2 separate regions of the Homo sapiens genome follow, and region 2 is linked to region 1. Evidence: chromatin contacts called from ENCODE Hi-C or POLR2A ChIA-PET data. All regions are on one chromosome and are shown on one strand. Each heading gives the region's core, a stretch centred on a gene start or an enhancer-like site at or near the end of the contact. The rest is flanking DNA. Distances are from core to core; before and after follow the strand shown.

Region 1 (5,915 bases), core at 1,946-4,445:
TCTCTGGAACAGAAACATTTAAGGGAAGGAGAGAAAGTGATGTATAAAAGGGGAGTGATAGAGAATGGAACAAGTACAAAGTGAAGAGACATGTACAGAGATGGAGCTCCAAGTTCAGTATTTGGAGCTGGAATTGTTCTATGTGTAAATAAGATACAAAGTGGGTTGGTGACATTCACAGATGCCACGAAGGGCTATAAGCCAGTAAAGGGTCATTGACATGAACATGGAGGTCACGTTTTTCAGAGTGAACTCCTTTAATCCAATTTAAGTAATTTATTAATTTGTTTGAGACAGAGTCTCATTCTGTTGCCCAGCTGGAGTGCAGTGGTGCAAACTTGGCTCACTGCAACCTCCACCTCCCAGGCTCAAGCGATTCTCCTGCCTGAGCCTCCTGAGTAGCTGGGATTACAGGTGCATGCCACCACACCCAGCTAATTTTTGTATTTTTCATAGAATCGGGTTTTTGCCATGTTGCCCAGGCTAGTCTCAAACTCCTGGCCTCAAGTGATTCCTCCACCTTGGCTTCCCAAAGTACTGGGATTACAGGCATGAGCCACTGCTCCTGAGCCTATTTATATGTTATTTTTTTAGAGACAGGGTCTCACTCTTCACTCAGGCTGGTGTGCAGTGGCACAATCATGGCTCACTGCAGCCTCCAACTCCCGGGCTCAAGGGATCCTCCAGCCTCAGCTCCCAAAGTGCTGGGATTATAGGCATAAGCCACTGTGCCTGGCCCAATTTCATTACTTTATTTTTAAAAAATTTTTACTTATTTTTATTTTTTAAAAATTTTATTTATCTTATTTATTTATTTATTATTTTTTATTTTTTTTGAGACGGAGTCTTACTCTGTCACCCAGGCTGGAGTGCAATGGCATGATCTCGGCTCACTGCAACCTCCGTCCCCTGGATTCAAGCAATTCTCCTGCCTCAGCCTCCCTAGTAGCTGGGATTACAGGCGTGTGCTACCACATCTGGCTAATTTTTGTATTTTTAGTAGAGACGGGATTTCACCATGTTGGCCAGGCAGGTCTCGAACTCCTGACCTCAAGTGATCTGCCTGCCTGGGCCTCCCAAAGTGCTGGGATTATAGGCATGAGCCACCACACCTGGCCCCAATTTAATTTCTTAATCCATTTTCCATTCTGTGCAGTTAAACAGTTTCCAATTTTCTCCATTTTTTCATTTTCACATTATTGAAATTATTCTCATTGGCAATAATTTTTTTCATTTAAATTCTAAGATGCTTCATCATCAGCTTTTGGCCCATGGATTCTACCAGTTACAGCATCTGCAACTGGGAATTTTCGTAACCATTTTTTCTCCAATCAAATTTTGTAAATTTGGTCAAGTAGATTTATTCTGTTTTACTCAGTGACAAATTTTATCCAGTGTAGTTTCCATCACTGACAGTTTCATTTAGTGATATTTAGAATGAATTGAATACACCCTGAGAACTTGCATCTATTTGTATTTCTCATGGGTTAACCCATGAGAAAACTGTGAATGGTTTTATGATATAGAGAGAAGCAGAGATGGGAGAGACATGGGCGGGAAGGGGAAGGGAGGAAAGGAGAAGGGAGGGGAAGTCGAGTGAGACCCAGAGGTAGGGAGGGGAAGCCACCCTCTGTCCCGTCTTTAATCACCAAGGATTTAACCACCAGCATCAGGGGGTCTCTGCTTGGACACTTAGTAGAGTTGCATCTCTGGGTTCCCATGAGGCTGAAAGGGTAGAGAATCTTGTTCAGGCAGGGAGTTGTGAGCCAAGCCCACCTGCCCCTTGGGCCAGAGCCTGCAGTTGCTGATGGGACCCGCCAGAGCTCTCTGGTCTCTGACCCAGCACCCAGCAATGTCCCACAACTGGCGGCCCCATTAGTCTGGGCCTCCAAGCAAGCACAGCACAGAGCAGAGTGAGGCACATGGAATGTTTATAGGAAATAAACCACGACTGGTTTAACATGAGCCACTGGAATATGGGGGCTATTTATTAAGGCAGCATAACCTACCTATTTCAACTGACATCGAGAGCTGTGTAGTTTTGCACAAGTCTTTAACCTCTCTGATTACCAGTTTTCTCATGTAGAAAACAGAGAAAACAGTACTTAACTTGCTTGTTGTGAGAATTTATTAAATTTAGGCTGGGCGTGGTGGCTCACACCGTAATCCCAGCACTTTGGGAGGCCAAGGGGGGTGGATCACTTGAGGTCAGGAGTTAGAGACCAGCCTGGGCAACATGGCGAAACCCCATCTCTACAAAAAATACAAAAAAAAAAAAAATAGCCATGGGGCATGGGGGCACGTGCTTATAATCTCAGTTACTCAGGAGGCTGAGGCAAGAAAATCGCTTGAACCCAGGAGGTGGAGGCTGAGTGAGCCGAGATCGCGCCACTGCACTCCAGCCTGGGCAACAGAGTGAGACTCCGACTCAAAAACAAAAACAAAAACAAAAACAAAAAAGAGAGAGAGATAATTTATTGAATTTAAAGTGCCCAGTGTCTAGTAGACCGTAAATAAGAGCTTTTTAAATTAATAGTACAGCTTAGTATGAATTTTAATCCGGCTTAATTCAGAAATCAGCTGTCTTGTTTTCTTTTCTTTAATGTCTTAGGATTCCGCCTACTCTAAGGCAGGAAGGCACACGTGTATGCCCCTCACCTCCAGGGTGTTTAAAGACCCAGCTCTCCCCTGCCTGTAGTAATGGGGAACACATTTTTGGATGCCATAGAGTTGCGCTCGGGTTTTCTGGGCCATCAAGACCTATTGTGAAAGCAATAGGAGACCAGCGTTCTTGGTGGGAGGTTCTGGGGAAAGGACAGGGAGAGGGAATGGAGACAGATGTTGAGCTACTGGATGAGGCCTGTACAGGATGAGCCTGGGCCTCAGAGCAAGCACAACACAAAGCAGAGTGATGGACTGAGACGCTTGTGGGGAGTAAACCAGGGCTGGCGTACTGTGATTCTGACCCCTGGAAAGTTGCCTGCGAAGGGCACCGCATTGCCAGAAGAGCCAAGTGAGCCGATCAAGGGAAAGGCCTCTGCCAGGAGCCTTCCCCCGAGAGACCGCTTTTCCTCCCACCGCAGGGTCGGCTTGCATGACAGGCCTGCGCTCCGCTGGCTCCAGCGCCTCCGAAGTCACCTGCCCTGCAGTGGGGGCGCGCACCCAGACCCTCCCCTGGGATCCCATCCTCCCCTCCATCCCCCTTCCCTCCTGGCCCAGGGCCCCCGGGAGTGACGGCGAGAGGGGGAAAAGCTCTGGGAAAGGAGGGCCGGGCCAGCCCAGGGGAACACAGGGCCGTCTTCACCCTCCACGCCCTTCCTTCCTTCTCCACCTCCTTCTTCCAGATTCCTCTCCAGGCACTGATAGAATAGACCGAAAGAACGACGGGTTTGACTTGTTTAGCAAATGCTTTTGATACCCCTGAAACACAGAGAAACGTGTGCCTTGGCAGTAAGGGATTATTGCACGTTTTAACTTAGCAGGACTGAATCAGGCAGAAAGAAACCTAATCACCGGTCTCCAAAATCGGCCCAAACCTCTGGCGGCCGCGTCACTCGGCTCCACCAGTCTGTGCCGCCTGCAAGCGCCCCTAGCGGCCTCGCAGCCATCGCGCCTCAGCAGCGCCGTGGCGTCCTGTTCGGCAGTGTCCATTAGAGGGCGCCAGCGCGCCTCAGAAGAGGGACCGTGACGCTAGCCCTCGCGGGTGCAGCCCGGAATTGCAAGAAGGCTGCGGAAGGCTGTGCCAGCAACTTGCACGACAGCACCTTGCTTCTAGAGCATGAGTTTACCTGAACATGCAGCTCAGGGATTGTTTTCAGATTGAAACCATCGCACATTCCCTGTGGCAGGCAGCCCCTCTCCGAGGATAACAATCATGACGGTAATCATGGTCATGATCGTCTTTGCAATGGCCCCTTGCCCTGAGGGTCTTCTGGCCCAGGACCCTCCGGTCCTGGCTGCTCAGGACAGGTGATTACCTTTTGAGGGCCTGAGCTAGTATTCTCCCTCAGGTATTTGCAAAACTTTAATTCCAGTGTCTTGTAATTGTCTAGCTTTTGAAGATTCTCAGAACCATCTCATTAAGATCTCACAGAAATTGAGCTCTCCAACTCCAATCCCACAGCTTTTTGCCTCCCGAAATTTGCTGTGTGTGTGTGTGTGTGTGTGTGTGTGTGTGTGTGTGTGTCAGAGAGAGAGAGAGCACGCACCTCCCAAGTTCTTTGCTTACTGGCTCGCTGATACCTCGCAGACCAATATTCACACTGCCTTTCTTTGACACTTTCCTTACTAAACTGTACCAGCCACACAACATTTACACGCGGATGGGTATGGACAGCACCAGATCTCTTCCGGACAGCACCAGATCCCTTCCCCACAGCACCAGATCCCTTCCCCACAGCACCAGATCCCTTCCCCACAGCACTGGGGTCCCAGCAGATGTAGGACTAGGCTTGATGGCAAGCACTTCAGACCAGCGTCTGGAGATGTATGTTCTGGGCCTGGGCCTGCCACCACCTATGAAACCCTAGGCAGGGCACTAGCCCTGGGTGCCTCCCCTGAGGAGGCGACTGACCATATCTCTGAGGTTTCGTGAAGCTCTAATGCTTCTGGACTGTGATTGTACAGAAAGCAGAAGGGCCATTGCCAAGAAGAAGGCATCATGTGCTGTGTTGGGTGTGAGCATTGCCGTGGACGGGCAACCCCTGGGCACTGAGCTTCCACCCAAACCAGCCCTGAGCTCCATCCCACTCCTCTCCCCATCATGACCTGCAGACCCCATCTCAGGAGCTGCATTCTCCAAGCCCCAAACTGAGAGGTGTGGTCTGATGATTTCTTAAGGGAATGTCATCTTTGAATGACCTGCCTTAGGAACCCCAAAGCAGCGTCTGCAGGCAGCCACTCAGCCTCAGGCCCTGAATACGTTCCCGATTCTGCCCTGCTCTGCCAGTTCTATTAATATTACATTAGCCTCCTCTCTCCACAGGGCCTCATACCGTGGGGGAGCTCCCAGCTTCCTTTGTTTGACTTCTCCCCAGATGCCACACCTGATGACTTGGAAATATAATAAATGAATCCATTGTAATTATCAAATAATTACAAAATGGTGTTTTTACTAAAGAACTAGAGAAGACCCTATGGAATTTCTGGGAAGCTCTACCTAATAATAGACTCCCCACTAAAGGAAAGAGTACGTATTTCAAGATCCAATATTATTTGTATTTTACTGGTATATGTGGTGTGGTTCAAAGACTTTAGTCAGTTGGCTTTCAAATTTGCTCATTTATTATTTTTTTCTGACAACCATAACCACTCTAATGTGTTGCATTCACATAACATCTTTCATCTGCCATCTCAAATGTTTTTCCTCTCAGCTTCCTGAGTGCTCTTTGTCAAAACTGCTTTGGTTCTCTTTGTCCTTCAGGGATGGTTCCCCTGTGCCTACACCTGAGACGTGTCTCTCCTGAAAACTCAGGATGAAGGCGGACTTGAAGGAGGAGGCTCAGAGCCTGAAGGGCTGGGGGCTGGGCAGAGGCAGACACATGGCAAGGTGGGAGGATGGGTTGAGCAGACACGAGGCCTGTTGGCCAGTCTTCAGCAGGCTCCCAGGCTCCTGAGGGAAACGTTCGGGTGTCCTCAGGCCATGCCTAACTGCCCTGAGTGGGAGGCCCATCTTGTGGGCTGGGCACCGAGTGTCCCCACCAGGCTGAACAAAGACAGCCTGAGCACAGGAATCCTGGCCAAACAGGGATCTTCGTGGCCACCATTCCACAGGTGTTGCCAACTGTAGGAACAGTGCCTGCTCTCTGCCCCTGGGTCCAACCATTCTGAAGCTGCCCGGTCCTGACTTGCAACAACCTAAGATTTTTGGTGGCACAGGAGAGGTGATAGGTTTCAGTTAAGCTACTTGGGTTGCA
Region 2 (5,400 bases), core at 2,443-4,942, 140 kb after region 1:
GGGCAACAAGAGTGAAACTCTATCTCAAAAAACAAAAAAAGATCTGAGTGAACTTGTAGATGGATAAATTAAAATTTAATTTCAATCCAATCAAAAAAATCAGAGAGGAAAAAAGACTGACGAGAAAAGAACAGATCCTCAGAAACCAGTAGAACAATGTCAAGCTCCCAACATAAATGTAATAAAAGTCACAGGACATAAGAGCAAAGAAATAGAAAAAATGTTTGAAGAAATAATGGTGGAAAATGTCAAAACCTGATGAAACACATTAATCTGCAGATTCAAAAAGGGGAGAGAACCACAAACAAAATAAACACGAAATGAATCAAACCAAACACATCACAGTCAAACTGCTGAAAACCAGGAGAAAAATAATTCATCAAGGAAACCAATCCATCAACATCTGACTTTTCATTAAAAATATGGAGGCCAGGAAGCAATAAAATGACATATTCAAACTACAAATTATAAACCAAGAATTGTATATGCAACAAAAATATCCTTCAAAAATGAAGGCAAAATAAAAACAGCCACAGGTAAACAAAATTTGAGAGAAAGTCACACTTAGCATATTTGTACCACAAAAAATCTAAAGGAAGTCTGTCAGGATGACAGGAAATAAAACCAGACTATATAAATGTAACAATCATGACTATAACAATACAAAAGATAGAAATGGAGCTACAGTGGAACAAAGTTGCTATATTTTAACAAAATGAAGGTAGTATTGTCCTGAAGTGAATTGTGGTGTTAAAGATATATCATAATTAGCCGCCCCATCCAGCAGGGAGGTGGGGGGCAGCCCCCGCCCGGCCAGCTGCCCCGTCCGGGAGGGAGGAAGGGGGCGCCTCCACCCGGCCGCCGCCCCATCCGGAAGGTGGGGGCGCCTCTGCCCGGCCGCCCCTGCTGGGAAGTGAGGAGCCCCTCTGCCCGGCCGCCACCCCGTCTGGGAGGTGTACCCAACAGCTCATTGAGAACAGGCCATGATGATGATGGCGGTTTTGTGGAATAGAAAAGGGGGAAATGTGGGGAAAGATAGAGAAATCAGATCGTTGCTGTGTCTGTGTAGAAAGAAGTAGACATAGGAGACTCCATTTTTGTTCTGTACTAAGAAAGATTCTTCTGCCTTGGGATGCTGTTGATCTATGACCTTGCCCCCAACCCTGTGCTCTCTGAAACATGTGCTGTGTCCACTCAGGGTTAAATGGATTAAGGGCGGTGCAAGATGTGCTTTGTTAAACAGATGCTTGAAGGCAGTATGCTCCTTAAGAGTCATCACCACTCCCTGATCTCAAGTACCCAGGGACACAAACACTTCGGAAGGCCGCAGGGTCCTCTGCCTAGGAAAACCAGAGACCTTTGTTCACTTGTTTATCTGCTGACCTTCCTCCACTATTGTCCTATGACCCTGCCAAATCCCCCTCTGCGAGAAACACCCAAGAATGATCAATTTAAAAAAAAAAAAAAAAAAAGAAGTGAAAAGGCCCTGCCCCGCCTTAAAAAAAAAAAAAAAGAGAGATATCATAATTGCAAGAGTTAAAACTAAAACAAAAACTAAAAGAAAATTTTAAGGTACACTAAAAATATTGGTAAACATAGAAGTCTCAGTAAAGAAGGAAAAGAACAAAAATGACACACGGAAAACAACTAGCAAAATGGCATACCTAAATCCAACTATATCACTGAGTAAACACTCCAATGAAAAGAAGAGATTGTCAAACTGGATAAAAAGTAAAATCCAACTATATATCCTCTGAAAGAAACATTTTTAGATTCAAATACATAAATAGGGATAAAGTAAAAGGAGAGGAGAAGATAAAATCATGAATAAATAGGGATAAAGTAAAAGGAGAGGAGAAGATAAAATCATGAAAGCTGTTGCCATAAGACAGCTGGAGTAGTCACACTAACATCAGAAAAAAAAAGATTCTTGGAGTCCGGAGTTTGAGACCAGTCTGGCCAACATGGTGAAACCCTGTCTCTACTAAAAATACAAAAATTAGCCAGGTGTGGTGGCGCATGCCTGTAATCCCAGCTACTCGGGAGGCTGAGACAGGAGAATAGCTTGAACCCCAGGAGACGGAGGTTGCAATGAGCCAAGATCACGCCACTGCACTGCAGCCTGGGCAACAGAGTAAGACTCTGTCTCCAAAAAAGAAAGAAGAAAAAAAGATTCTCAAAGCATATTACTAAGTAAAATGAAGCATTTTATATGTTAAAGAATCAATACATCAGATACATGTAACAATTATAAATGTAAATGAACCAAACACAAAATTAAAACCATAGGCCAGATGTGGTGGCTCACGCCTGTAATCCTAGCACTTTGGGAAGCCAAGGTGGTGGATCACGAGGTCAGGGGTTCAAGACCAGCCTGGCCAAGATGGTGAAACCCCATCTCTACTAAAACTATAAAAATTAGTTGGGTGCGGTGGCACACGCCTATAATCCCAGCTACTCAGGAGGCTGAGCCAGGAGAATCGCCTGAATCTGGGTGGCAGAGGTTGCAGTGAGCTGAGATTGCGCCACTGCACTCCAGCCTGGGCAACAGAGTGAGACACTGTCCGAAAAAAAACCCAAGAAAAACAAAAAAAAAGAAAAAAAACTATATATATATGTGTGTGTGTGTGTGTGTGTGTATATATATGTGTGTATATATATATATATGTGTGTATATATATATTTTTTTATATTGGTTTTTTCCTCCCCATGGGATACAGCTGAAAGAGTGCTTAAACATTTATTTTTTCTTTTGAGATGGAGTCTCACTCTATCGCCCAGGCTGGAGGGCAGTGGCGTGATCGCACCTCACTGCAACCTCCGCCTACCCAGTTCAAGTGATTCTCCTGCCTCAGCCCCCTAGTAGCTGAGGTTACAGATGTGCGCCACCATGCCCAGCTAATATTTTTGTATTTTTAGTAGAGATGGGGTTTCACCATGTTGGCGCGGCTGGTCTTGAACTCCTGACTTCAGGTGATCTGCCCACCTCGGCCTCCCAAAGAGCTGGGATTACAGGCCATTAGTCCAACAAAACTTTCTGCCATGACAAAATGTTCTATATCTGCACTGTCTAATATGGCAGCCATCAGCCACACATGATTACTGAATACCTGAAATGTGACAACAGTGACTAAGGAAGTAAATCATCAATTTCATTTACGCTTAATTTTGTCACATATGGCCATTAGGTACCACATTTAACACCATGAACTTAGAGAGAAATGTATAGCTTCAAAGACATATATTAGAAAGGAAAAAAACATCTAAAAGCAATCATCTCAACATGCCCCTCATTAAGCTCGAAAAAGAAGACCAAATGAAAACATTACATAGGACGAAATAAAGATCAGAGTAGCTATGAATAGGGAAGAAAGGGGAACGAAACTCAAAGCTGGTTCTTTGAAAACAACTGATAAACAATTACCTAGATGGGAAAATGAGTGCAGGGAGGGAGATGGGGGGAGATAGAGAAGACAGATTGGTATTGATCTAAAAAGAAAAGAGAGCACATTGTGCCAAAACCAAAAATGAAATATAAGACTTAACAAGAGATCCTGCCAAAATGTTACTGATATGGTTTGGATTTGTGTCCCCACCCAAATCTCATGTTGAATTGTAATCTCCAATGTTGGAGGAGGGCCCCGGTGGGAGGTGATTGGATCACGGGGGCAGATTTCCCCTTTGCTGTTCTCATTATAGTAACTGAGTTCTCATGAGATCTGGTTGTTTGAAAGTCTGCAGCACTTCCCCCTTCACTCTCTCTTCCTCCTGTCAGCCGTATGAAGATGTGCTTAACTTCCCTTTCACTTTCTGCCATGATTGTTTCTTAAGGCCTCCCCAGAAGCAGAAGCCTGCACAGCAGGAAGAACCAGAGAAACCTCTTTTGTTTGTAAATTACCTAGTCTCAGGTATGTCTTTATAGCAGTGTCAGAATGGACTAATAGAACTATGAACCTCTTATGCCAAGTTAGACCACTAAAACAAAATGGGTCAAATTCTTTAAAAATACAAATTACCAGCTAGGTAATCCCAGCACTTTGGGAGGCTGAGATGGGAGGATCACTTGAGACCAGGTGTTCGAGACCAGCCTGGGTAACACAGTGGGACCCTGTCTCTACAAAAATAATTTTTTAATTAGCTAGGTGCGATGGTGCACACTTGTAGTCCCAGCTACTCAGGAAGCTGAGGCAAGAGGACTGCTTGAGCCTATGAGATGAAGGCTGCAGAGAGCTGCGATCACACCACTGCACCCCAGCCTGGGCTACAAAGCAAGACCCTGTCTTGAAAAAAAAAATTTTTACCAAACTGACTCAAGAAGACATAGAAAAACTCAATCTGAATACTAGATCAGTAATTTAAAATCTACAAAAAGGAAAGTCCAGACCCAGTTGGGTTTTTTTTTTTTCTTTTTGAGATGGAGTCTCTGTCTGTGGCCCAGGCTGGAGTGCAGTGGCATGATCTCACTGCAACCTCTGCCTCCTGGGTTCAAGTGATTCTCCTGCCTCAGCCTCCCGAGTAGCTGCAACTACAGGCACCCACCACCACGCTCAGCTAATTTTTTGTATTTTTAGTAGAGACGGGGTTTCGCCATGTTGCCCAGGCTGGTTTCAAACTCCTGAGCTCAGGCAATCCACCCGCCTCAGCCTCCCAAAGTGCTGGGATTACAGTGTGAGCCACCGTGCCCGGCCCCAGTTGGTTTTAATGGTGAATTCTCTCAAGGAAGAAATAATACAAACCTCAAACAAACTCTTTAGAAAATAGAGAAGAAAAAACATATTTCAAGAGGCCAATATCACCCTGTTACCAAAGACATAAGACAAAGACATCACAGATAAAATATTACTAGAAAACTACAGACTGAGGAGTAGAGGAGTATTAGAAGAGGAGATGAAAACGATGCCCAAATTTCTGGTTTAGGAAACCGGAACAATGAGATGACTGTTACAGTTTGTAAGTGGAGGTTTGGAAACTACAATTAGTTCAAGTTTAGAGACAGTAAATTTGAGACACATCTGGGTCACTCAAGAAAAGATGTTAAGCAGGCAGTTGTGCTAAATAAAAATGTACATAACTGAGTTTGCAAAAAGATGTTTTATTTTGAAATAATGGTCTGCCAGACAAAATTCAAGGAGCTCTTAAGAGCTTGTTAGTGTGTTGTTTCAAATTTTATAATAAAGATGAGATAGTCAGCATTTCATACTTTGGAAACTTACAGACTTAAATGAGTTATTTTATATTCTTTTATACTGTTTGAAACTCTAACCATGCCCACGTTTTACTTTTTCTAAATAATTTTTTAATTGAACTGGTAAAAAAATAAAAAAAACTTGGCTAACTAACCATCAAGACTCTGACCTGCAAATTGTTTCATTTGCAAGAATTATACTGGTCATCCTTTTC

Evidence for each region. A loop is a pair of places that touch in the nucleus more often than their neighbours do. ChIA-PET counts read pairs that join two places held with the same protein, here RNA polymerase II (POLR2A). Pooled maps may share reads with other maps.
Region 2: a pooled map shows a loop between it and region 1 (2.8-fold over the local background). The contact joins two enhancer-like sites. A Hi-C loop is called at or near these places in 1 of 168 maps with a recorded cell type or tissue (mesothelial cell of epicardium) and 2 of 50 pooled maps. POLR2A ChIA-PET finds 5 or more read pairs at or near these places in 2 of 52 experiments (activated CD4-positive, alpha-beta T cell and naive thymus-derived CD4-positive, alpha-beta T cell).

What each region holds. Positions count from the first base shown.
Region 1 is chr1:114,343,061-114,348,975 of GRCh38, forward strand. No RefSeq gene overlaps it. Among named protein-coding and RNA genes, the nearest start is that of TRIM33, 170 kb to the right of the region's middle. RefSeq lists enhancers at 2,586-3,086, 5,651-5,915. Within about 2 kb of position 3,196, at least 21 of the 41 ENCODE cell types and tissues checked have a DNase peak (open chromatin) inside an H3K27ac peak, as active enhancers do.
Region 2 is chr1:114,479,024-114,484,423 of GRCh38, forward strand. All of the region lies in intron 1 of TRIM33 (tripartite motif containing 33), which reads right to left. Among named protein-coding and RNA genes, the nearest start is that of TRIM33, 29 kb to the right of the region's middle. RefSeq lists an enhancer at 3,811-3,880. Within about 2 kb of position 3,693, at least 5 of the 41 ENCODE cell types and tissues checked have a DNase peak (open chromatin) inside an H3K27ac peak, as active enhancers do.